Regions from separate parts of the Mus musculus genome. Here regions 1, 2, 4 and 5 are each linked to region 3. A link is a loop called in an ENCODE intact Hi-C map of the cell type or tissue named here. Cell type or tissue: left cerebral cortex. All regions are shown on one strand.

Region 1 (5,000 bases), 81 kb before region 3:
TCACTCCCTTCTCCCCTCAATGCTCCCATTTCCTTCATGAAGATTTTAAGTTGCTCCACTAAGTTAAAACACAAGCAAACCCAAAGGCACAGTATCCAGTGGCGTAATGCAGGCACCCGCAGCAAGCAGCCTGGTGGCATCTGCGCTTGGCAGACTGTCCCTCCCAGGGCACCCAAAATCACATTAAGCCTTCTCCCGTGTGCATTTGCAACCCTCCGTGGAGGCAAATGCAAAAGCGGAGATGACAAGAACAGAAGGCAGCAAATGGAATATAAAATGTGGCTCCATCCCAATTCCACCCCCTCTTCCAGGAGGAGGGAAGACTGGGGAGGTGGTGAGGTATTTTAGGGCAGATGATTCCCCAGATATATAGAGCCTGGGAGTCCATTGTTTCCCACCTGGTGTACAGTATTGTCCTGTTCTCCAGGCAAAGCAGGAAATTAAAAAAAAAATCACCACAAGACAGACTAAACCATCTGTATGTGTGGGACACTGAAGATTCTCAGGTGGAACTATATATCTATGAGATAAAATTAAACCACTTACATATTCATAAATTCCAGAATTTGAAAAGTAGACTCCAGCACACACCAGGTATTCTGGCTGTTGAATTGGAATACTTCTTCAGGACCTACTCTTGAAAGTTTAAGTACAGAGCTTTGCAACTGGAAGATCCAGGTGACAACCTGTGCTTGAACTCAGAGAGGAGTACATAGTCTAGTGACTCAAGAAGTCCAGAGGGGCTGTGGACAAAGGTTGGCGTGGGAGTGGGTTTACTTGCAGGCCTGGTCCAGATTGTAGACTCCAACAGGAAACCATGGCTCTGGAAAGGGGATGGAACTGAGAGCAGCCAATGAGATAGAGCTGCTACTCAGCAAACCCAGCCTCTTTCATAGACTCCAACATCGACCAATCAGGACTGCCCTTAGATGTTGCATGCATAGTGTCTCACGCTAACCACACAGGACTGCTTCCAAAATGGACACCAACACAGCCCACACCTTACAGAAGAGGTCTGTTGCTACCATGACCACATTGCCTTTTGGCACAATCCTAAACAAGCTTGCCTTTTTTTTTTTTTTTGTCTACTCTGGTCTCAATTTCTTAGTTAACCACAAAGTATAGGAAGGGAGCAAGACAGACACAAAGTTACTAAATTTACAGCCTGTGCTGTGCTTCTGTGGCCTTTGGACTCTTTCGTTGACACACTTCTTTTATCGATGCTTCCAATCTGTCTGTATGGTTCAGAACACTGCCTGGGGGAGATCACAGACTCTTCTCTTGATTTGTTCAGCTTAAGTCGAATGCATCCCTTTTCCAGCTCCTTCCCTAGGGAGTTAGATCTCGGATGCTGTGTTAGAAAGCCAGCTGAGTACTGCCATGCATTTATGTACCGGATAAACAAAAAACACTATCAGGCACTTGTGCAACATGCAGGTGTCTGCTCACCCTAAGTTCTCAGTTCAGAAAGCTTGCATACATTTTGGAGAAGCCAATAGCCTACCTGATGTGCTACTCCGATACGTCCATGCTTCGTGGCTGGATTTGCTTTCTGCTGCCAGGTCTATATTTAAATTTGACTAAAGCTTGCTGGTGATTACTGCTTCCCCTGGTTCTCATTGAGATCCTGGCTCCTACTCATAAAGGCTGCAGTTCAAATTGCCACTAAAATTGCTGGGTATTAACATTAAGAAAGGAGCAATTAAGACTGTGGATATACTGGCTTGTTTTGCATTCTCACCTAGAGCCTACTGACTCTGAAAACAAGGGGACCACATATGCTGGATACTGAGGGCAGACTTGGAATTCTGGGAATGCAGAGATTATAAAGAGTTCATTCCTTTCTCTTCCTTCTGCTTTTTCTCCTCAGTAATGTCCAGCAGAGATTACTGTGTGTCTAGAAGGTATCAGAAACTTACAATCACAGCGACCGGGGTCACAGTAGTGAGCATGGCCAACCAGAGCCCCTCTCTCCAGAAGTTTACCTTTATTCAGACAACAGTGAGTGTTATGAAATTAGTAGTGGGGACATGAGAGAGGGTGGGTGAGATAGATAGGCTGGGAAGGGAAGGGCTCTCTCAAGATTTGACATTTAAACTGAGAACTGAATAAGAAGAAGGACAGTGGGGCTGGAGAGATGGCTCAGAGGTTGAGAGCACTGTCTGTTCTTCTAGAGGTCCTGAGTTCAATTCCCAGCAACCACAGGATGGCTCATAACCATTTATAATGAGATCTGCTGCCCTCTTCTGGCCTCCAGGCATATGTGCAGACAGAATGCTGTATACATAATGAATAAATCAATCTTTTAAAAAAAGGACATTGTGATGTTTCAGGGAATGAATTCTCCAATTAAAGACAATGAGGAGTTCAAAGATCCTGAAGTGGGGAATAATATCTAAGGAGTTGAGGTTATCAAAGGGATGCCTGCATGCTTTTGTGTTTTGCAACAGAGAGCAGCATAGAATGAAGTCAGCCTGAGGGGAAGATACCAACTCACTGGATGGACATGGAAACCAAAGATGCTGATGAGTTTAAAATTTAGCCAGGCATGGTAGCTCACACCTTTAATTTCAGCACTCTGACAGCCATGGCAGATGGATCTCTGTAAGTTTGGAGCCAGTGTAGACTACATAGGAAGTTCTAGAAACACAAGGACGATAAAGAGACCCTACCTCAACATAAATTTTTTTCAGAATATAAAATATAAGGAGCTGGGATCATATCTTGTGGTATATGACTTGTCTAGCATGTATAAGACTCTGATTCTGGCCTCTGGTACCTAAAAGAAAATGAATTTGCCCTGTGCTCTAATGAGAAATGACTGAGGTGCTAGCTGGAGCGGGCAATGTAACTTGACTTGCATTTTTCTTTAACTAGGCAAAGAATTTTATTAACCTTTTCCAAACTTTACTCCTAGGCTTCTTCAGCCTAATTTTCCACAAAGAACGAATTAAGTAAAAGCAAAAACTGAAAAGAGTGGCAGTGTCTGGGGCCTTGGAATTAAAAATATTAGCGACCTAGATTTTATCAGATTCATAAACAAAAAGATTAAAAAGCAGTCATGATATAAACCAGAAGCTCCTGTAACTTCTGCAAATGTCACCTTCCTTCTTCTTCTTCTTCTTCTTCTTTTTTTTTTTTTTTTTTTTTAGTTTAGTTTTTCGAGACAGGGTTTCTCTGTATAGCCCTGGCTGTCCTGGAACTCACTTTGTAGACCAGGCTGGCCTCGAACTCAGAAATCCACCTTCTTAAGAAGGTGCCTCAGAACCGGGCGTGGTGGCGCACGCCTTTAATCCCGGCACTCGGGAGGCAAAGGCAGGCGGATTTCTGAGTTTGAGGCCAGCCTGGTCTACAAAGTGAGTTCCAGGCCAGCCAGGGCTACACAGAGAAACCCTGTCTCAAAAAACAAAAAACCAAACAAACAAAAAAGAAGGTGCCTCAATACCATTTGCCTTGTTCTTAAAAGCGTCATCAAAATTCTCCACGAGATCTGGAACTCCATCCTCCTCCTCCTCTCTAGGAGCAAGTGGTGCTTTTCTGTCCGTGGATTGTTTGGGCAGGGCTTCATCCGGGCTCCTGAAACTAGTCAGACCTTCTGCACGGAGCTGGTTTAGGATGCTGGCAAGCATCGCTGTCAGCCGCTTTGTCTCAGCGTGGCCTGCAATGGTGAAGGTGTTCGCTGCCAGAGACGCCTGAACTTTAGGGTTGTTAAAATGAACCACTGTTCCTTGGTTTGTAAACGTGTTTACCTCTTCAATACCCCTAACTTCTTTAAGGAGAACTACAGTATTTTTTTTTCTGTTTTGTTTTGTTGTTTGTTGTTGTTGTTGTTGTTGTTGTTGTTGTTGTTGTTGTTGTTGTTCCGTCTGCTGCAGCTGTTCTGTGAACCACTTTCTTTCTATGAGCAGTTCCTTTCCCATCAATGAGCACTTGTGCCTGACATCTGGACATTTTTTTCCTGGTTCATGAACATTCCTTTCATCTTGTCCGAGTAGAAACAGGCCATGTGGGAGACTAAGGTTCAAGATCAGGGGGTCTCAGGCAGACCAGCAGAGATAAGGCACACACACACACACACACACACACACACGGGGACACAAGACGACAGCTCCTGACTTGCATTTTTTTAATATATTTTTTATTAGATATTTTCTTCATTTACATTTCAAATGCTATCCTCTTTTCTAGTTTCCCCTCTGAAAATCCCCTATCCCCTCCCCGCTCCTCCTGCTTCCCAACCCACCCACTCCAGCTTCCTGGCCAAAGCATTCCCCTGTACTGGGGTATAGAATCTTCTTAAGATCAAGGGCGTCTCCTCCCACTGATGACCGACTAGGCCCTCCTCTGTTGCATATGCAACTAGAGACATGAGTCCCACCATGTGTTTTCTTTGATTGGTGGTTTAGTCCCAGGGAGCTCTGGGGGTACTGATTAGTTCATATTGTTGTTCCTCCTATAGGGCTGCAGACTCCTTCAGCTCCTTGGGTACTTCCTCTAGCTCATTCAATTGGGGACCCTTTGTTCCATCCAATAGATGACTGTGAGCATCCACTTCTGTATTTGCCAGGCACTGGCATAGCCTCACAGGAGACAGCTATATCAGGGTCCTGTCAGCAAAATCTTGCTGGCTTATGCAATAGTGTCTGGGTTTGGTGGCTGTTTATGGGATGGAGCTGGGTGGAGAATGGACTAGAAAAAAACAGACTCATCATTCCATAGTCATTCTTAGTGCTAGAGACAAAATAATAATGTGGAGAAATCTCGACCCTGTTTCTTCATGGTGGCCAAAGCTCGTCTCTAACCTAAGGCATAGAGTTTGGTCCCATGTAGTGGTCCAAGAGGATAGAAGTGGATCCTGATGACAATTCCTGAGTGAGAAGCTTCCTGGGTGTGTGGATCTGGCATGTGAACCTTTTAAAAGTACTCCTATTCTAAACTTACCTGCATTTTAACTCCCACGACAGTCTCAAGCCTCCTCCTCCTCCTCCTCCTCCTCCTCC
Region 2 (5,000 bases), 420 kb before region 3:
CAATCTGTAAAACAAATCCTTATTTACTGTCCTGCTCGGTGGTGTTCTGGAATTTAATTTCACCACCTCTGAAAATCCAACTGTGCATTCGTATTCGCAGGTTCACCTTTGATGACCTCACACCAGTAGCCTGAAATTTGCCATTGTGACAATGAAATTTACCATGGGGACGGGCAGGCATTACAAGGTTTCAGGTTCTGCTCTTCTTATCTTTCACTGTGGCTGCCACTAGTAGCCTCTAGTTTATTGTGTGGGTACCTTGTGTGAAGGCAGAGACAAGCTCAGGGCCTACCAATCAGCAGGTGCCCTCACTTAAGCTTGGAGGCTGAGTAAAGGTACCAGGTGAACTAAACTATAGAACTGTAGAGTTTGGGGCAAAGGTATATATGCAATAATCTGCCTCGTGTCCAAAGGTTCTGAGTGTCAGAAGGTTGAAGAGTCAGCCAGTAGCCACAGACTTACTTGTTAGGCTGGAACCCCTGCTTGCCCCTGCATAAGCTGGGAAACCCCATCACTCCTCCATCCCCCAGCAATCCACCCACGAGTTCCTATCCTATTCAGGGGCTTAGTTTTTGGCCGTATTTGGGCATAATTCCAGCTTCTAGCTGACACATCATCACTCCTTGCCTAAGCTCTATAAAACCCCCTTGTTTTAGCCCCATGTGTGACTCCACTGACCTCCACCTGTGAGATCCGTGAACTCACCTGAGAGTTGCCTCCTAGTAAATCTGCCTCTATCTACTTTTAATGTGGTGTAACATGGCCTGTACCTGCTTCTCCAAGGGAGAGAAAAAAATCATTCATTACTCAGCAGTATAGAGGAGTTTCTTGATAGCTGGCAGGGAAAACAGTGGTGGAGATACAAGATCAAGGTATACTAACTACAGAGGACTGATGTCTCTGGGCCTCACTGTGTGGAATGGAATCAAGCTAGATGTGTAGCTTTGTTACTAGGGTGCTGGCCTCGTATGAAAGAAACCCTGGGTTTGACCGCTAGCACTGCATACAGCACACAGTAATCATAGGACTCTGGAGGTGGAGGCAGGAAGATTCGAAGTTCAAGGTCATCCTCAGCTATAGACTCAGTGTGAAGTCAGGCTCTGATATAGGAGACCAACCTTAAAGCAAAGAGAAGAAACTAACAAAAATGGGAAGGGCAGGAGACGTGACGTTTGTTTGTCTTTCTGGTTCTGGAATACCTCACTGGGTAAGGTCTTGCTAGTTTGCAACAGATGAAAGCCATTACAGAAAACCACACATAATCAAAACGTAGAGATGTAGGGCCCAGAGTCCAGTCCTAACGGATACAGTTATAGAAAACTTAAGGCTCAGGGAGCGCTGTGGAGGAGAGGACTGTAAGATTGCTAAGAGCCGGATCCTTTGCTGAGAGATTATGTCTCCTAGGAGTGTCAGAAGTTACACCCATACAGTCTTACCAACATGAACTGAGCAGGGACATAAATACACATGATAAGCACATGTCTGACTAGACATGCTAAAGTGGAGAGAGAAAAGTTCATGAGGCCTCAACCCTACGCAGAGAACTACAGGCATAAGGGATGCTGAGATTGGATGAAACAGTCCTTCCCGGGGAATAGTACATGGATTGGTTCTTCAGTACCAATAGTCAGCCATGGAAGCATATGTACTTAGAAGTGTGTGTGTGTGTGTGTGTGTGTGTGTGTACACAAATATATGTATATAACAAATATAGGTATATAATTTAAAAGAGGCCATAGATTTAAAAGGGAGCAAAGAGAGATGTATGGGATGGATTGGAGGGAGGAAATAGAGAGAAGAAATGATACAATTGTATCAAATCTCAAAAGTAAAAGAAGTAATCTTCTAAAAAGGGAAAGAGGGCTGAGTGGCGATTGCCTGAGAAAGGATGTCAGTGACTGGGGAGCAGTTCTGGGACCCTCCCTGTGCTGAGTTTCCTTCGCTGTAATCTTGGGGCAAATGGAATTGTTTAATTTGGCCTTCCTCTTGGTCCTGGGATCAGCTTGGGTAACTATCTTAAATTATCTATACTTAGTAATTTGTGGGGAAAGCCCCATTCTTGTGTCATCTCAACCCTTTCTGAAAATCACCACAGGGTGTGGGGAGGAGAACACCTTAAACTGTCCCTGGTTCTCCAATCGTCTCCCACAGGTAGGCAAGGCCCACCCTTCCCCACTCCTAGTACCTGACTCCTGTTAAATGAATATTTATCTAAAACACCAATGCTGGGGCTGGAGAGATGGTTCAGCAGTTTAGAGTATGCACTCCTCTTCCAGAGGGCCTGAGGTCAATTCCCAGCTCCTGCATGATGGCTTGTCACCTATAACTACAGTCCCAAGGGACTTAGTGCTCTCTTCTGGCCATGGCAGGAACCAGGAATTCATAGAATACACAGAAATACTCATACAGAAATAAATAAATTTAAATAAGATAATAAAGAAAGAAAGAAGAAAAAAAGGAAGAAGGAAGGAAGGAAGGAAAAAAGAAAGGAAGGAAGGAAGGAAGGAAGGAAGGAAGAGAAAAAGAACAGTGTTGGACAATGGCATAAAACTATCCAGACAAGAAGGGAGTTGAGTTAATTAATAAACTCTCTCCTGTAATCATCTGGGCCAGGGCCTGTCTTCATCCATCCCTCTACTTTTACTATTTCACAGTTCCTTCACTACTTTAAAGATGAGCTTTACCACAGTTGATGAGGAAGGGTATTTCAGTATATATTCCAGTACAGGAGATAAAGACCTTTCGATCGTTGAAGGGGACTTAGAGATCCGTTAGAATCCCACATTCCCCTTTGTGAAGTAGGCAAATGAAGGCTCAGAGATCTAGAGTAAAGCTCTTGAGGTTTCCCAGCCAGTCTTTGGTAGAGCTGAGACGGGAACACCAAGTTCCCTGTTCCAAACTCAGCTCTTTTGTTACTTGCTGTAGCTCTGCAGAAATAGGCGCACTCTGATGACTCGTGCCAGGCAGCAAACGGTGATAAATAAGAACTGAATAGGTTCTGAATGTGGGTTTTGTAAGGGTCCATTCAGCAGAGAAACCACCGTGGATTGTCATTTCAACACGAAGGCATTTCCATTTCCCAGGAAAGGAATACTCCGTAGAAAGGAGAAAAAAAATTGTACTTGCTACTGAGCCTTTTATTCATGGGTTTATCCTCAAAAGCACAAAAGAACGGGACTAAGGAACAGTTATTATTTGGAAACGTTAACCTGAAACTGTGAAAATGCTAGACTTGCTTCTGTTGAGGGAGAAAATATCTATTTACTAGGAGATTAAAATAGTGGCTATTTGCATTTCTTTAAAATAGACTTTGAAAATACTGTGATGGAATAATACACAGCAATGCAAGAGAGGTGCCCACCCAATCACAGGGGCTTGGCCAGCAAAAGCTAAGAACTGGAAAACGTTGGCAGGAGAATTACTGAAGCCTTGAGTCTGGCCCCGCTCTGATCGATGTGTTTAGAATCTCTTTTATTGAACTGAGCTGCCACTGTGCCCTTTGAAGTTGGTTTTCTTTCTTTCTTTCTTTCTTCCTTCCTTCCTTCCTTCCTTCCTTTTTTTTTTCTTAATACAAGACCTGCTGACTACAGGCTTTGTTTGTTTTGTTAACCATAACAATTTCCCAGGAGAAAGGACGCCACCTGATACTTACTGTCTAATCAGTAACTAGAACGATGGGTCTGAAAGGCATAATTGTTTCTGAAGTCTTCCATAACTGAAATGAAGGGAAGTGAGGACCCATAGTGTTTTTGCTGATGCTTTTCCTTCCTTTGAATTCAGAGTTAGCACACACTGTGGTGATGTATGCACCACAAGGCCAGCACGGGAAATAGCAGTGTGGTAGGCTGTTGTCAAAATGTTTCTACCCTTGCACTGTAAACCCTTGATATTTTGATATCTTCTAGGTTCCTATTATAGGTTTCATAATCATTTAGACTTACTCATATACTTGGCTTGTGTTGTGTATGTGTATATGTATATGTATATATTTGCATATATATGTGTGTATGTGTGTGTGTGTATGTGTAATTTTCTTGAATCAAACAGCACATAGCAGGTGTAAACACATAAATATCTGTTAATGAGTCGTGTGTTATATTGCCTTCAAAGCATGTTTTATTGATATTAACCGCACTTTACCCTTGAAATGTGCTATCTATAAATGTCATTTAAAATAACCTTTATGTATGCATGCCTATGGTATATGTGAACCCTCATATGCTTGTGTTTGCATATATAGAAGGACATATGATATGGTGTGTTGGAGAAACTACTTTGAATGGTAAGAATTGAACCTTTCATGGTAATTGTTGCCACAGTGACTCAACGTGGCAGTAATCCTCAGGGTTTTATCATTTGTTTTTGGCTCTTTCTTTCCTAAGTGATTACATATGTAGTAAAGAGAATGAATTTAAAATATGTCTCTTATTTTCTAAGTGCTTAGATATGTACTTAAAAGAATGTCATATTTTGTCAAGTTCTACTGTGTATTTTGTAACAGGAGTTTTCAAGTTGCTTCCTGGAAATGTCAACCGTATATAAGCATGAGCAAAAACAAAACAGTGTTATGGTTTGTCCATAAATGTGTGTCCCGACGACACATGTGCTGAAGGATTGGCTGCCAGCTGGTGGGCTTTGGAGAGGTTATGAACCTGGAGCTCATTGTCACTGATGGATTGATACATGGATTAAAGTCATGGCTAAACTGACTACTGGGGTATGAAACCTTGCTAGAGAAATAGGCTCATGGCACATGCCTTAGAAGGTTCTGTCTTATTCCAGTTACTGTCCTTTTCATTGTCTTTCTCTGGGTCTTGTCTGCCAAGATAAGTAGCTTTTCTCCACCATGATGTTCTGTCTCACCACACATGGGTCCAGAAACGAAGTATCCAACTTCATTCATGCATCTAAACTGTGAACCAAAATAAATCCTTCCTCCCTTAGCTTTTTTCTCTAGGATTTTGTCACAGCAATAGAAACCCAATGCAAACAATTAAGCT
Region 3 (5,000 bases):
TCAGAAGTCAAAGCATATTATTCTCTTTTCTATTTATTGTATATTCCCTCAATGTTATTGGCCTTAATGATCAATATCTTCCCTTTATATAGAATTCTACAATTTACAAGGAATTTTTTCATACATTGAGTCTCTCTATGATAATCAACTTATGTACATTGGATGCTATTAGGATAGCTTTAGATTGACCCTCCCCGCCCCCACCATGATCCTCTGCCTCATGTGGGCAGGCACCACTATGATGTGTGATGGAGAGGTAGGAAACATGGAGGAGCAGCGTAGTGTGTACACTGTGGAGAGAGGCAGAACTGAAGATCCAACAGCAGTGACAGGTGGAGAGAGAGCTGAGATCAACCGTGGAACAAGTCGTTGCCTGGTGGGGTTGGCTGGGTGGTATGCAACAGCCAGGAGCTTAAACAGATGCAGCTTGGCCCCAAAACATGACACCAGCTTGGGTTCACCCTGGCTCTGGGCAACTATGGAGGCCCAAGATGAGAGACAGTTCACTTTCTGGATTGGACCTTCTCAGAGAACCACTATGGTCTGTGATGCCATTGAGGGCCATGTTTGGGTCATTGGTCCTGATGCTGTCATGGCCTATGTTACCACTGAAGGGCACAAGGATCTGTGGTCTGTGCTGCAGCCTGAAGCCATGTTAATGTCTGTGAACTGTGCTGCTGCCACATCCATGTTGATATGGGTGGCCTGCTCTGCCATCTGAGGCCACAGTGACATCGAGGCCTATACTGCCACTGAGGGCCATGTCTGGGTCTATGGTCCTACTGCTGTCATCAGAAACCATGAGGATGTGGAAGCCCACAATCCATGCTTCCGCTGACTGTAAAGAGCAAGGAAGCTGTTTTGGCAGCTACTTTGACATCAGTGATTGCAGACACACAGCTGAGAAAGAGGTACATGGAAGGCTTATATGAGAACCCCTACCCTCCAGACTCACACACACACACACACACACACACACACACACACACACACACACAAGTAGCATCTTAAATGGAAAGCCATCAAAGAGTTTGGTGGAGATACTGAAGTGTCTAACTCTCCACAGTTGGTGGCTTCTGGTGAAGATGTGGGTGAAAAACTAAGTTCTGTTTAGGGGTTAGCCACTGGGAGTCTGACCATGTTCCAGTGAACATATAGACAACACAAGCTGAATTTGGCTTTTTGAGGGGGGATTACAAGTGGGAGGGAGACATGGAAGGACTGGGAAGTGAGTGGGATGGGTATATGAAGTTAAACAGTACAAAAAATCAACAAATATCCAGTACCCCGGAGCTCTTGACTCTAGCTGCATATGTATCAAAAGATGGCCTAGTTGGCCATCACTGGAAAGAGAGGCCCATTGGAGACACAAACTTTATATGCCCCAGTACAGGGGAACGCCAGGGCCAAAAAAATGGGAATGGGTGGGTAGGGAAGTGGGGGGGGGGGTATGGGTGACTTTTGGGATAGCATTAGAAATGTAATTGAGGAAAATACGTAATAAAAAATATTAAAAATTATTTTAAAAAATCAACAAACATTATTTTGAGGAAAAAAAAAGAGAATGTTTTGGATTAAGAAGTGAAGACACTGTGCACTATAAGCTAAACTGTGTCCACCTAAAACATCTATCTGTTCAAGTCCTGGCTCCCATGTGCCCGTATTGGAAGTCCTAAACCGATAAGATTAGTGGTCAGATGAAAGGTGGGGGAGAAAGAAGAGGAGGATAGGAAGATGGGGAGTAGGAGAAGACAAAAGGGAAGAAGAGAGAGGAGAGATAGAGGCAGAAAGCAGAGAAAGAAAGTACTTGTCCACGCATGCATGTACAAGGAGAAGATGCTGGCTATGTCAATTTGATACAAGCCAGAGTCATAGAGAGAACTTCAACTGAGAAAATATCCCTACCAGACTGGCCCATGGGCAAGCCTGTGGTGCATTTTCATCACTGCTGATGTGAATGGGCTCACCTCCATGTGACAGGTGTCACACTAGGAGTGGCAGTCCTTGATATTACAAGAAGGCAGGCTGAGCAAGCAGTGAGGAGCAAGTCAGTAAGCAGCACTTCTCAGTGCCTCTGCTGCTACAGCTCCTGCCTCCAGATCCTTGCCTTGTTTGAGTTCCATCCCGACTTCTTTAGATGATTGCCTGTGATGTGGAAGTGAAATAAGCCCTTCCCACCCTGTATTGCTTGTGGTCATGGTACTTCATCACAGCTATAGAAACCGTAACTAAGACTAGCCAGCTATAAAGTCAGGAGAGGGCCTTCCCCAGTACCAAGTCATGTTGCAACTTGGAGCTTGGCCACTCACTCTCTAGTAGTATAAGGAAAGAATTCTGTTGATGAAACCACTATGTATGTAAGTATGTAACATTTTATCATGATATCTAGAACACTAAGGCAAGTTTCCCTACCCATCCACCCCCTATCTATCCACCCCACCTACCAAGTCCACCCCACCTTGGCCCACCCTCCCTTACACTGCCCCCTCCCTCCCCCCACCCCCGCCCAGGTCTTTTAACTTAGGCAGAGAATGCAAATACATGACTCCTCTCTCAGTCCACTGCAATTTGTGGCTAAAGCCTGCCACCCTTAAAGGGACCATTGCCAAGCTGGAATAGACTTTCTTTCTCAACAAGTTACTTGAGGAGAAAGAAATTTGCATATTCATTTAAATGAAGAAGTCAATTCACAGGGGAAAAAAACAGTATTATATGTGAAGGAAATCTCACTGCCTTAATAAACATTAGTGTGGGCTGGAGAGATGGCTCAGAGGTTAAGAGCATTGGCTGCTCTTCTTAGAGGTCCTGAGTTCAACCTCCAGCTACCACATGGTGGCTCACAACCATCTATACTGGGATCTGATGCCCTCTTCTGGCAACCAGATTCACATGCAGGCAGAACACTGTATACATAATAAATACATTTTAAAAATAAAAAGAGAAAACCCAGTAATGTCTCTAGGGGATTTCGTTCATCTTTCTTTCATTATCATCAGGGGAAGAGAGACTACTGAATAGACTGCTACCATTTTGTGGGTTCTGGGGCCTCCGGAAGAACCTCTCCTTACTCTAAGGCTCCATCCGACACAGGCTTTCTGCCTAAAACACCAGCAGTCTTGGGCTAATAATAAAAGTGAACAGGAGCCCTGAGAGAATCTCTGTTAGCGATATAAAAGATAAGACGCTTGTTCACAGGTCAAGAATAAAAGGATGTGTCAGACCCGCTGGGGGATTTGTGAAGTACTCGGGCCTCTTTTGTGTTTATGAGAACGGAAAAACAGAGGTGTTTGAAGTTCAGTGGGTGGACCAAGCCTCTGAGTTTGTAAAATCTCTTCTCTTATTCTTAAAATGTCCATGGTTTGCTTCTATGTGGGCAAAGGCTCTAAACAGAACATGAAGAGGAGGAGAGGAAAAGACAGCGGGAGCCATAAAGCTGAGGGGGAAGAAAATGAGAGACACCGAGGACATGCTGTGCTTTGGATAGGGTTTGGGTGTGGGTTTGGGGTTTCCAGGCTGGAAACTCTAGCATACCTTTGCTGACTGAGATGGTAGATTCTCCAGGCAGTGGAGCCCCATGGGCAATTAGTTCGTCATAAGAATGCCACCCTCAGAGTGTTAGTGATGGCCCTGAAGAGTTAATACCGTCGTCGTCAGTCCTCTCCTTTCAGCGCTGAGCACACTGGCCAGTATGTCCTCCTCTGACTTATGTCGAATCTGCTCCTCACTCCCCTATCTGAGGAATTTTTGTTTATTCAGACGCACTTAACACCAATTCTTCAACACCCACTGTTTAAGAAAGCGTCCTGTTCTTGCTGTTCAGAAGATGTGAAGTCTGACGATTTACAACTCTCCCGTCTTATTTGAAAGCTGTTATCTCTGTCCGGAGCTTCAACTATCTGTTCTGACGCCCAAATCCTGAACAATGAATTGGCCTCTTCTAGATCTTTGCTGTGACCAGTGTATGAATGGCATCGAATACCAAACAACAAAGTAATCGTTTTCATCTAAACAATGCATCCCAACGAGATGACACTAAACTTGCGTTCCACTGATTCCTTTGCTGCTCACTTAATTAATTAGTTTTTCTCATTAAAAAAAATGAAGTTCTAGCAAATTTGACATGATATGATAAAAGCCCCAGATCTCTTATATCCTTTAATCATTCTAGAAAGACTCAGGGCAGGGCAGAACTCAGTGAGTATCCACCTGACTTCTGGTTGGCAAGCGTTGGAAGGGTCTTGTCCTCATGGACATAGACTTCATGACTTTCCAGGGTTTTTCATTTGGAAATCTTGTAACTAGATTCTCTCCAGGGACTTTTCAAGTGAATAAATAAACAAGTACTAATATTAGCTAAAATAAAGGTAAGGGTTGTGGATATTAAAGCCGCCGATGTCTGGAGGCTTGCAATTACACTCTCTTTTACTCAAACCAAATATCAGTCAACGGTCATTCCTCTTGATTCCGCTAATGATGCTTGATGTGCATCATCCATAGAAGTCCAAGTGAAACAATTTTCTTAGAAACCAATACCGTAATTAAAATGGTCTCCTGGACACTCGTGCCAAGCAATTAAAAACCGTCTCCCCCATTTTTTAATTTTACGAGCTGATGCTCTGAGTTGTTCACTTCATGGCACCTCTTAGATATATCATTTTACCATCATCAACATAAAAAAATTTCAGTAGCTTTGTGACAATAAAACTAAGAGTCTAGCTTTTGATTTTTGCAATTACTAACCAAACTGTATGTTCTAAATTGATTTTATTTGCTTCAATAGTAAGTATAAAGAAACTTGGAACAGAGAAGTGGAAATAAACCTGCTATAAAGCCCAAATCATCCAAACTGGACAAGCTGCAATATGATAAGCCACAGAGACTCCAGACACCCAAAGGTTCACTTAAGGTCTGATTTTGCTTCTCACATCCTAAGTCAAATTATCAAATTTTGAGAGTGTTATTGTTGTTGTTGGTTTGTTGGTTTGTTTATATGAGTACAC
Region 4 (5,000 bases), 350 kb before region 3:
AGCAGCAGCGCGGCTCTGTCTCTGGTCCCAGCGCTCCGTGCCTTCTGCAGCCGCCACTGCAGCCAAGGGCTCCTTCTCTGCAACTGGCTGGTCCTTCCAGGTAAGAGACAGTGGTCAGGATGAAGGCTTCCATGGCCAGGGGCCCCAGTGGCAGGATGAGGGCGGGTAAGACCACTCCCGCGGCCTGCGCAGGCACCTCTGGACAGAGCTTCAGCCCCCGCCCCTTCCCTGGTGGAGGCTAGCGCTTTGCCTTGCTGCTCCGCAGTGCAACAGTTTGCACCTGCCTTTTGGGAGAGGCAAGGGAGCTGTGCTGCCTGCCGCGGGTCCTCCGGCTTGGTCCTCTGCCACAGCCTCTGGGCCCTGGGGCCAGGGCCCGGGGAAGGCTGGAGACAAGGTCGGTTCCCCAAACTTTGCAAGCGGGAACCCTTCCCCTTTCAGTTCCTGCTCTGGAAGAAAGAAAAAGGATTTTGGATACTGTCAAGTGGGAGGCTCAGGGAGATGAGGGGTGGGGGGCGCTTGGGAGGATGTGCCTCCGCTGAGAAGGGTGTTTCAGCTGCTTTTGATAGGGAGAAAGGGGGAGGAAGGTAGCAAGGAAGAAGGCTGGAGAAAGGTCGAGTATGATCCTGTGTGCCAGATCCAGCGGGTCAGCTGCGGCTAGGGACAGAGGCAGTGGGGTGTATCCCCTTGGGACGGGGACCTTGGGGGTCTGAACGTCCAGGCTGGAAGTGTTTGGAGAGGGAGGGATGGGGAAGGAGGACTGCGTACAGGGAGCCTGCTTGGAGTGCGTGCTGGCGAGATTGGATCCTGAGAGGAGGTCCACAGGACACAGAGAAGAGGGCAGTTGGCTTTCTGGGAAGTAGAGAAAGCCGCTGTGGCGGCCGCTGTTGGTGGCAATTAGAAAGTTGTGCAGGGGGCAGGGCAGCTGCCTTCTCTGCTGAGTAACCAGTGTCTCCGCGGTGCGGTACGGACGCCAGACCCCATCTGAGCCAGCGGAGCATCTAGCGCGGCTCTCCTGGGCTGCCAGGAGCGGTAGGGTTGGGTTGGTGGGTTGTGGAGATGACAGAGTCCATTTGAGGGCCGCTTGACAGTGGTGTCAGATCCCTCTCTTTCTCTGCACTCGCCTTGGCTGTGGCCGGGACCCTAACTAATCCTGTTTTCTTTGCAGCACTGTGCCTGGGGAAAGGAAACAGGATCAAAGAAGACCAGAGACACTCTCCCTGGGGCCACTAGCTCTGGCCCGCTTGCTTGGCGGCAGTTGCTCCCTCAGTCTTTGGCTGGAGAGCTCACTCCCTCCAGCGCTAAAGAGCAGTTGGGGTGGTGTGGGTTCCTGTCCACGTCTTGGCTGGTGGGAACCGTGTGTCCAACAGAGGAAGCCTGGTGGGCCTGGCCCCTCTCAGCCCAGCGCCGATGAGTGCCAGGGCGCCGAAAGAGCTGAGGCTGGCCCTGCCGCCTTGTCTCCTGAACCGGACCTTTGCTTCCCACAACGCCAGTGGAGGCAGCAGCGCAGGTCTCCGCAGCTCAGGCGCAGGTGGTGGCACTTGCATCACGCAGGTGGGACAGCAGCTCTTCCAGTCTTTTTCATCTACGCTGGTGCTGATTGTCCTGGTCACTCTCATCTTCTGTCTCCTCGTGCTGTCCCTCTCCACTTTCCACATCCACAAGCGTAGGATGAAGAAGCGGAAGATGCAGAGGGCTCAGGAAGAATATGAGCGAGATCATTGCAGCGGCAGCCACGGTGGTGGGGGGCTGCCTCGGGCAGGTGTTCAAGCTCCAACCCATGGAAAAGAAACCCGACTGGAGAGGCAGCCCCGGGACTCCGCTTTCTGCACCCCCTCCAATGCTACTTCTTCTTCCTCCTCCTCCTCCTCATCCCCTGGTCTCCTGTGCCAGGGTCCCTGTGCGCCTCCGCCTCCACTGCCAGCCCCCACTCCACAAGGAGCACCCGCAGCTTCCTCCTGCTTGGACACACCTGGCGAGGGCCTTTTGCAAACGGTGGTACTGTCCTGATTGCGCAGCCCCTCTCCTGACCCTTTCCTCGTCTCCAGCATCTTGACCGTCCTCGCTTTTGTTCCTCCTTCCTTCCTTTTCCGTTCTCCTTTGGCCCCTGTTTTCTCTGCCCTCTTTCCTTACCTGGCCACCCTTTCACTGTCTCTCCTCCGCCGAGGCACTGTGCGGTATTTGTAAATATTGGGCGAGGAAAGTCTCAGAGGAAGAAATAACGCTGATAATACTTTACTGATATTTATAGTAATTATTATACTACTAATAACACAGTCCAAGCGCATGACAAATCACATAATTTCTCATTGTTAATGAAGGCTGCATCTTCCCTCCCCACCCCGTGCCCCCCTCAATAAGGAGAAGAAACCGCACAAGCTACCAAATATTTAAGACATTGACACCGAAGCAAAGGGATGGGAGGGGGCCGGTGATGTTGTATATAGCTGTCAAGTGAAGGTTTAGTCGCCTTTCTGCCCCTCCCTCACGGGCTTTCACTTTTCCTTTAGCTTGTCTCCCCTCCCCTTTCCTCACCTTCAGCTGGGCTCAGGCAATAGTATATTATAAAGGCAACATCTACATTAAGCACCAGAGACCACATAGAATGTCCCAGAAAAACGTTTAGGACAGGTAACCCCTCTCTAGTCAGTCATCATTTCACTTTTTGCTTTCCCCCTGGCAGAATTAGAGTTTTACTTTTAGAAATATCACTCGCTGGTCGAGCACAGAAAAAGAAAACAAAAAACAAAAACATACTATCTGATTTGCTGCTCATTAGGGCCCATTTGTACACCTGACTGGTAGTCGTTTTGGTTTGGTTTGTTTGTTTGGTTTTTTTTTTTTCCCTTTGGGGAATTTTTTTTTTTTTTTTTTTTTTTTTTTGAGCCTCAGAGAAACCGGGAGCTGTCCAGCCAGGTCTGGTGCTGAATATGTCTCACCTTCATGGTTACTTCCTCTGGTTGTGCAGACCAAAGAAGGAGCTGTTTTGGAAAGTGATTGTCTTGGTTTTGATTGGTTTCTTTCTTCTTTTTTCTACAATTGGATTGTTTTTTCTTATCACTATACATTGCATAAGTTACCTTTATGTAAAAAAAAAAAGTATTAGGCAATGTGCAGTTCTGAAAATGCAGTATCTAACCAACTAGTATGTTTCTGTTTTATTTTTAGAACAAGTGCACCTTTGTTATATACTTATTATATTGGTACCAAATACAGAAGAAAACTATAGTTCTGTGATATGTCCTCCAAACTGTATATTTTTGTTCTTCTGACTTTCCAGCTGTTGATATAATGGTTGCCACTGGCTGAGGAAGTCAGTGGTGTAGGCCTGGCTTCTGCTGTTTCCGGAAGTGTTCTTTTGTATTTTACGCTGTAGTAGACTATTATAAAACGATGACACCCATGTTTCCCCCTTTTTCTTTTGTGAATAACAGAAACAACCACAACAGAAAACAAATAATGGATGTGCTGGAATGCCATCTATTAAAAACATGGTTAATATTTAAACAGTGCCTGTGGTTCTCTGCATGCAGTTGCCACCTGGAGGCAGTGCTGTGTGTGCTTGCTTGTACTGTATGTGTTTGGGGGAAAGACTGGTGGAGATGTTGGGCAATTTGGATGACAGGACATGACAATTTCCAAGTTAAATCTGTAAACGCTTACAGGATAAAACTGTTTACAGCTTGTTTAGTTATGACTCCATGCCTGCATCTGATATACAGCAAAGGGGATCTTTCTTCTTCCCAAGTCTGGCCTAATTAACCTCCCTGAACACATAGGAAATGTTAAGGGAAAAGGAAAGCATGAGAGAAGATAAATCTCTTGTCCTCTCTTTAAATGTCAGATAAGTCCCTCTATGTTAGACTCTGCTGTTTAGTGAAGGGCAGTGGGACCCCTACATATATCCATCTCCCAAGCCACTAGCTCCCCTCTATGCTCTGTCTTATTTCAAGTTGTATGTGGTTATTATCCCGAGAAATGATTGCCTCTAATGTTTTGGTTACATATAAAGTTTTCCAAGCTCAGTCTGTATCTTTATAAAATAATTTAATAAGGTTGATTTAGTCACCCATAGATATCATCCAAGTCCTTTCTGAAGCACAGAAGACCATCGTTTAAGCATGCCATGTTGTATCATTAGGAAGATCAGGTATAATCTTTGGATACAATATATTAAACAATGAACCAGATTCTCTCCAGTGCCTTAGTCACTTCCTAGTAACAGGTCAGAGTGCATTCAGTCCCTCGGGCCACCAAGGATGCTGTTAGTGTATCAGAGCTCTACACTGTACAACAGAATGGCTAAGGCACTGTGAAGGAGAATATCCATTAATCTCTTTAACTTGCCCTCATCCAACTGTAGCTCTTAATACCGTCTTACAGAATGGGTTTTAGATGTGAAATCTGAATAGGATCAGGAACCCAGAAGGAAGGTTCATCATTTCAGTGAGCTCTACATAAGTGCATAGATATTACTTTTTTCCATTATTTGGTGCACTCTTTTTACAGTAAATAATTTCCCATTTTATTAAAGCAATAAGATATTCTGTTTTGAGCAGCGCTAGATGCTCATTCCACTTCCTTGGTGCTGAAGCAACTCATATGTTCTTGCCTTATGAATCACAGTGCATTCAAGGCATGCAATAATAATCCCCTTCCAAGAAGCAGCCTGCACACCCTAGGGGGCAATGTCCTACATACTTTTCCCCAAAAGAAATAGAGCAAACAAGAAATAAACTAATTATGTGTATTTTAAAAAAAACATCTTGATACCTCTAACCATAAGCACACATCTGTAATGTGCTATCATTGTGCACCTTTAAGTGTATATGCCTTTTCCATCAATTGACTAGGGATTAATATTTTAATAGTGTCCTGTGTAAAGATGATGCAGCTTATCAATCACATTTCATACTGAGTTTAATATGCTGTGAACCTGGTGGCACCACACAAGATTTCTGTTAGTTAGAGTGATAATTACATGAAATTCTAGTAGGCCAGAT
Region 5 (5,000 bases), 53 kb before region 3:
GATATATGCCCAGGAGAGGTATTGCTGGATCTTCCGGTAGTACTATGTCCAATTTTCTGAGGAACCATCAGACTGATTTCCAGAGTGGTTGTACAAGCTTGCAGTCCCACCAACAATGGAGGAGCTTTCCTCTTTCTCCACATCCTCGCCAGCATCTGCTCAATTTCACTTTTTTCTGACACCAAAGCTTTACTTAAAGACAGTCTTCCAACCTATGATCATTTGATCCTCATAGCCAATCATATCCATCGAACTGTGAGAAAATATCCTCATCTTGATGCCAGCTCCAGTAAATCCATTTTCTTCCTCTTCATGACACAATATTAATATCTGTGAATCAACTCTGAGTGTACACCTTCTTAGATGTAGTTAGCTCAGCTGTGTATCATATCAAAGCCAAAATGCTCTGTGGCTTGTGATATCCGAGAAGTGATCTGTGATAAGCACTCTTTGTCTTGAGTTTGAAAGTAACTGCATCGTGTCCCTGGGTAATTTCTGCAGATTAATTAAGGTTTGTTTATTTGCTCAGTTAGGAATGAGAATTCCCATGTGTGCTTGTACTGCTGCAAACAAAATACCAGACAGAAATAACTGGAAGGATTTATGTTGACTTGTGCCTTCAGTCTGGCTGCTTGCCCATGTGCTTGGGTAAAATATTATAGCAGTAAGAGTATGTATTGGAGGCTTACCAGAGAGGAGGTAGAGAAAGGAGTGCCATATTATAAGGTGGTCTGTAAACTGTGTTAGGAAGTTAATAGTGTCTGATCTATCATGGTTTTTGATAGTATTCATTTGATTAGCTTACAAATTACAAGAGTTTCATATGACTTATTCATAGCCATTTTTTATTAACCTACTCCTACCAGCCCCACCCCTCACTCTTCCAAGATCTGAAAGTGTTTAAGATCTAATCATTTAGCAATTTTGAAATATACAATAATTCTTATTAAGTATTATTAACCATACTATGACAAAAAAAAAAACACTCTGGAGTAATTTGTTACACAGCCATTGCTGATGGCTACACATACTGAGCCATAGGGTAGAAATGTAACTGAGCCTCAGGAATAATGAAACCAGAATACAAATATTGTATGGACCCTTTCATACTGCCCCTGAATTCCTCTTAACCATCACTCTTAGCTATTGCCAGTGAGAAGAACTTCCCCATTTACTCTAAAAAAAAAAAAAAACCAACCTCTCTCGTTTTCTGCCTTAAAAAACCAACCTCTCTCGTTTTCTGCCTTAACCTTAGAGTCTCAACCAAGAGGCTTCAACTTCTGGGAACACTTATGATTATCCCTCTGCTGTTGATTCCTTTCCTCTTGACCAATCCACAACGGCTAGAGATGGGAAGAGGATACAGGAGCAAGATTATCATGCAGGGTCTGACTGTCCTCAGTAAGCATGTGAGCAGAAGAGAAGGGAACAGAGTCTCCTGAGGCATGCAGCTTGAGCAGACCCAACCATGCAGAGAACAAGACCACATCAGTCTCATGCCAAGCCTTTAGCAGATGCTAAGTCTTTAATAACTTCTTATAGGCTGCTATGTGAAGTATGTGTAGAACATTCACTTCTGTACATCAGCTTAAAATAAGAATTCTTGAGCCTCACTCTTAATTCATAACCTCATACCTCTGAGGACTGAGATTCCCCAGTCTGCATTCTGAATCAGATGTTTGCATTCTCATGAAGCTTAATATTTGAAAAAAAATATGTACTTAATAATTATTGTATTTTCAGCAGAATCATTTTCTTCCTTTCAAAAATTTTCCCTGAAGATCTCTTATAGAATCAAATCTTGGAATTCTACTTACCATCTCTCTGCCTTACAAGGAATGTTCTCCTACACACACTGGAAAAGACATAATTTATGCCCAGAGTACAGAAGAAGTGGAGGATTTCATTATGTTTGTCTTCCTATTTCTTAGAGAAGGACAAGGAATTTTTTAGAACATGGTTTATTTTACTTTGGTACTTACTTATACAACTGAATTATAGCAATGCAGAAGTTTTTGTGAGGTTGTGGCTGTTGGGGCTGTAAATCCATAACATATAACCTGTCATTGAAAATCTGTTGTTCCTGCTTTATCATTATAGTTCCTGCAATGCCACAAGGACACCAGGAATGACAAATCCCTACCTCTGCTCTTCCCCTGGGCCTCCTCTCATCCTGGATCCTCCAAATCTCCACTCCTTAGACACAGCAGTCCTCTAGGGGCCTGGGTCACCTATGCTACTCTGTTTGAGGCCTCCAATAGATTTCCTTCAGGTTTCTTTGTTTGTTTGTTTGTTTGTTTGTTTGTTTTTTGTGTGTTGTTTTGTTTTGTTTTGTTTTTCGAGACAGGGTTTCTCTGTATAGCCCTGGCTGGCCTAGAACTCACTTTGTAGACCAGGCTGTCCTCGAACTCAGAAATCCACCTGTCTCTGCCTCCTGAGTGCTGGGATTAAAGGCGTGTGCCACCACACCCAGCTCCTTCAGGTTTCTAAATGACACCTGAATTATTTTTCATGGCAAGATCTGGCCCCCTTCCTGTCTCTTTGATCCCATCTCCCACGCTCTTTATTCTCCTGTCCTCTTGGCGATTTCTCATCCATTCCATCAGATTTCAGCCACCCAGACATTTGCATCTGCCCCTCCATTCCATGTTCCTGTGAAAGACATCCTCACACCATTTAGGTATCTGCTATAAGGATGCCGCACCAAAGAGACTTCTTGTTTATCATAACATACACCCTGCCCCACTTCCTCTTTCCAGATTTCCTGTTGTTCTTGTTCCTGCTGCTGTATTCTTTTTCTTTGTAGTGCTTCTCAGTACAGAGCATCTATTGAGTGGAAGGGACTCAGTAAATAGTTCTTGAATGAATGGATAAATAAGCAGATATAAGTATTAATAAGTAATGGCCAATTTACTTTGTTCTATAGAACTCAGAATTTCACTGTTCCTTAAAATACCTGATGATGCTTTCTAGAAGGCAAATGTCTCTTTCAAGTTCAGCTCTCAAATGTTCTTGAAAAGAGTATGACCAATAGAATATGCAAGACATGATGGCATTACAAGACATCAAATGCCTTAGGACTGTTTCCACTAACCAAGTGTGGTGCCCTCCTGCAGGGGAAGAACTACATAGACCTGGAATCACTCTGTGGCTAGGGCAGATCATGAGACAAACATGTTCATGCTCAAATCTGTAAAGTAAAGCTGAAAGATGTAGCACAACTGTTCAGAGACTGTCACACATATTGGAGCCTGCCTGGTCATTAAACCTAAATTCACTATTTTAAGGTTCCCAACATGCACATGCACATTGTGAATAATGCATCAGGCATTATCCCTTATGATGATTATTGGGAAACTTTAAAACATCTTCCAGGAAGGACCTGGAGTTTCTATATTTCTAATTTAATATCTATTGCCTAAAAATAGCTCCTAGGTTTTTAAGCGCAGAGGATGAACTCACACTGCAATACTCTGGTTCCCAGTGGACAATTAAATATGGTGACTCCTTGCCATTTGCATGCTTTGACCGTCCCCTGGTGTGGTATAAATCTGATTAGGCTACAGAGCTAATGAGAGTAAAATGTAACTATGGGGATGTGACTATCATGGGTCTGCCCTTAGCTCAAAACAAGCATTTTATAAACTAATGCCACTGGAAAACAAAGGCTCCTAATCAACTGAGTCAGTTAGATCCAGTGGACTTCTCAAAAGAGTTTGTTGACCCTTGTTTTGGTTCAGTGACCCTAGGAACATAAGTGCATGCCAGAGGTCCTCAGTTCAGAACCAATTAGAGTGGTGCTGCTATCAGTGCTCAGCTCAGTGGCTTGGTGTAGGTGGGTAGATGGGATCACAGCAATGGCAGCTGATAGGTAATGTCAGAGAGAAATCAGATTAGCAAATGTCTAGGGCCATCTGACAGGACAATAATGAGGAGGTTTCTATGGATGCCGCATCTATATATTGCTGCTTAAATACGATGTGCTTGGAGCAGCTCTTACAGAACCATAGACATCCACTGAAGGACAGGGACAGATAGAACATTTAAAAATTACGTCCTCTAAGGTTACAGCCTAGAAATGAAAATGTAGTAGATCTGAGCTAGACACATAAAGCCCATGTCCTTAGGGAGCTTTGTAGGTGCTCTCTCGTCCATTGTTGGTTTGTGTGTTTATTTGAATCCTGGTGATTTAGTTCCAGATGGGGAGTGTATGATAGGGGAGGAGACATGGCAGCTAGGTGCTAGAACAGGAAACTGATAGAACACCTGGTCAACTATAAACACAGAGCAGACAGAGAACTGGAAGTGGGCTGAGGCTTTAAACTGTGAAAGCCTTCCCTAGGGGCATGCTTCTTCCTGCACAACCACACCTCCTAAAGGTCCCCTAACCTCCCCAAACTGCTCCACTGACCGAAGACCAAGGGTTCAAGTAGCACCACAACTCCTGGGGACATTTCTCTTTCCAGTTGCCACACACGCCAATGGACTCTCCACCAGTAAGTCTCATTCCCAGCCTGATTGGCAGGCTAAACTTTAAAACTCCAAGAAAAAGATTTTTTAAAAGAATTTAATTTTCTTGCATTATATTCCTTGATTATACACAGAACGTATATAGCAATATTAATGTAAAAGATTTAATATCTAACCCCAAATGATAACCTACTTAAATTGGAAGTTGGGGGGTGAAGAGCAAAACTTACTCTCAGGGGCAGAGTTGAGACTAAGAAGCCAAAGGTTAAAGAGAAAACTGAAAAGAAAGAAGGACCAATAGATGAATATGAGTAAAAAATATGCATTTATGACCCTCAAATATCAGCTCAAAATGCCTAAAATAATTGATTTTTAGGGATAAGTACTGGGAATGTAGAAGGTAGCAATTGTGACTTTTTATTGTACGTCCCTGTCTTACTAAACAAGGTCATGTGACTGCTTACAAATTAGCAGAGAGAAGATTTCTCCTTCTTGTGTGAAACACCAGAAATAAGACCAAGTATATAAAA

Evidence for each region. Peaks named below come from ENCODE experiments on the same cell type or tissue, not always from the same donor. Only the 100,000 strongest peaks of a DNase experiment are listed, where the experiment ranks them.
Region 1: a loop joins it to region 3, with 7 times the contacts of the local background. A loop is called at or near these places in 3 of 42 quality-filtered maps.
Region 2: a loop joins it to region 3, with 2.2 times the contacts of the local background. A loop is called at or near these places in 2 of 42 quality-filtered maps.
Region 4: it touches region 3 in a loop (4-fold over the local background); 3 of 42 quality-filtered maps call a loop at or near these places.
Region 5: it touches region 3 in a loop (2.7-fold over the local background); 2 of 42 quality-filtered maps call a loop at or near these places.

The regions. Positions count from the first base shown.
Region 1 is chr9:52,403,264-52,408,263 of GRCm38, reverse strand. It overlaps the pseudogene Gm29692. Among named protein-coding and RNA genes, the nearest start is that of Gm33125, 18 kb to the left of the region's middle. In left cerebral cortex, CTCF peaks have their summits at 168 and 2,253 (motif pointing left); DNase peaks (open chromatin) are centred at 245, 1,332, 1,556 and 4,843; H3K27ac peaks cover 1,502 bases.
Region 2 is chr9:52,740,176-52,745,175 of GRCm38, reverse strand. All of the region lies in intron 2 of Gm1715 (predicted gene 1715), which reads right to left. Among named protein-coding and RNA genes, the nearest start is that of Gm1715, 63 kb to the right of the region's middle. In left cerebral cortex, no CTCF peak of the experiment used is centred here; a DNase peak (open chromatin) is centred at 2,943; H3K27ac peaks cover 418 bases.
Region 3 is chr9:52,321,797-52,326,796 of GRCm38, reverse strand. No RefSeq gene overlaps it. Among named protein-coding and RNA genes, the nearest start is that of Gm25562, 33 kb to the right of the region's middle. In left cerebral cortex, a CTCF peak has its summit at 2,882 (motif pointing left); DNase peaks (open chromatin) are centred at 2,890 and 3,334; H3K27ac peaks cover 760 bases.
Region 4 is chr9:52,674,683-52,679,682 of GRCm38, reverse strand. AI593442 (expressed sequence AI593442) reads left to right here. Exons shown (of 2, transcript NM_001286641.1): 1 at 1-100; 2 at 1,166-5,000. The coding sequence starts at 1,408. The coding sequence ends at 2,007. Among named protein-coding and RNA genes, the nearest start is that of AI593442, 2.6 kb to the left of the region's middle. In left cerebral cortex, CTCF peaks have their summits at 3,534 and 4,678; DNase peaks (open chromatin) are centred at 1,186, 1,499, 2,439, 3,491 and 2 more places; H3K4me3 peaks cover 5,000 bases; H3K27ac peaks cover 3,803 bases.
Region 5 is chr9:52,374,852-52,379,851 of GRCm38, reverse strand. No RefSeq gene overlaps it. Among named protein-coding and RNA genes, the nearest start is that of Gm33125, 46 kb to the left of the region's middle. In left cerebral cortex, no CTCF peak of the experiment used is centred here; DNase peaks (open chromatin) are centred at 591, 1,495 and 1,892; H3K27ac peaks cover 1,614 bases.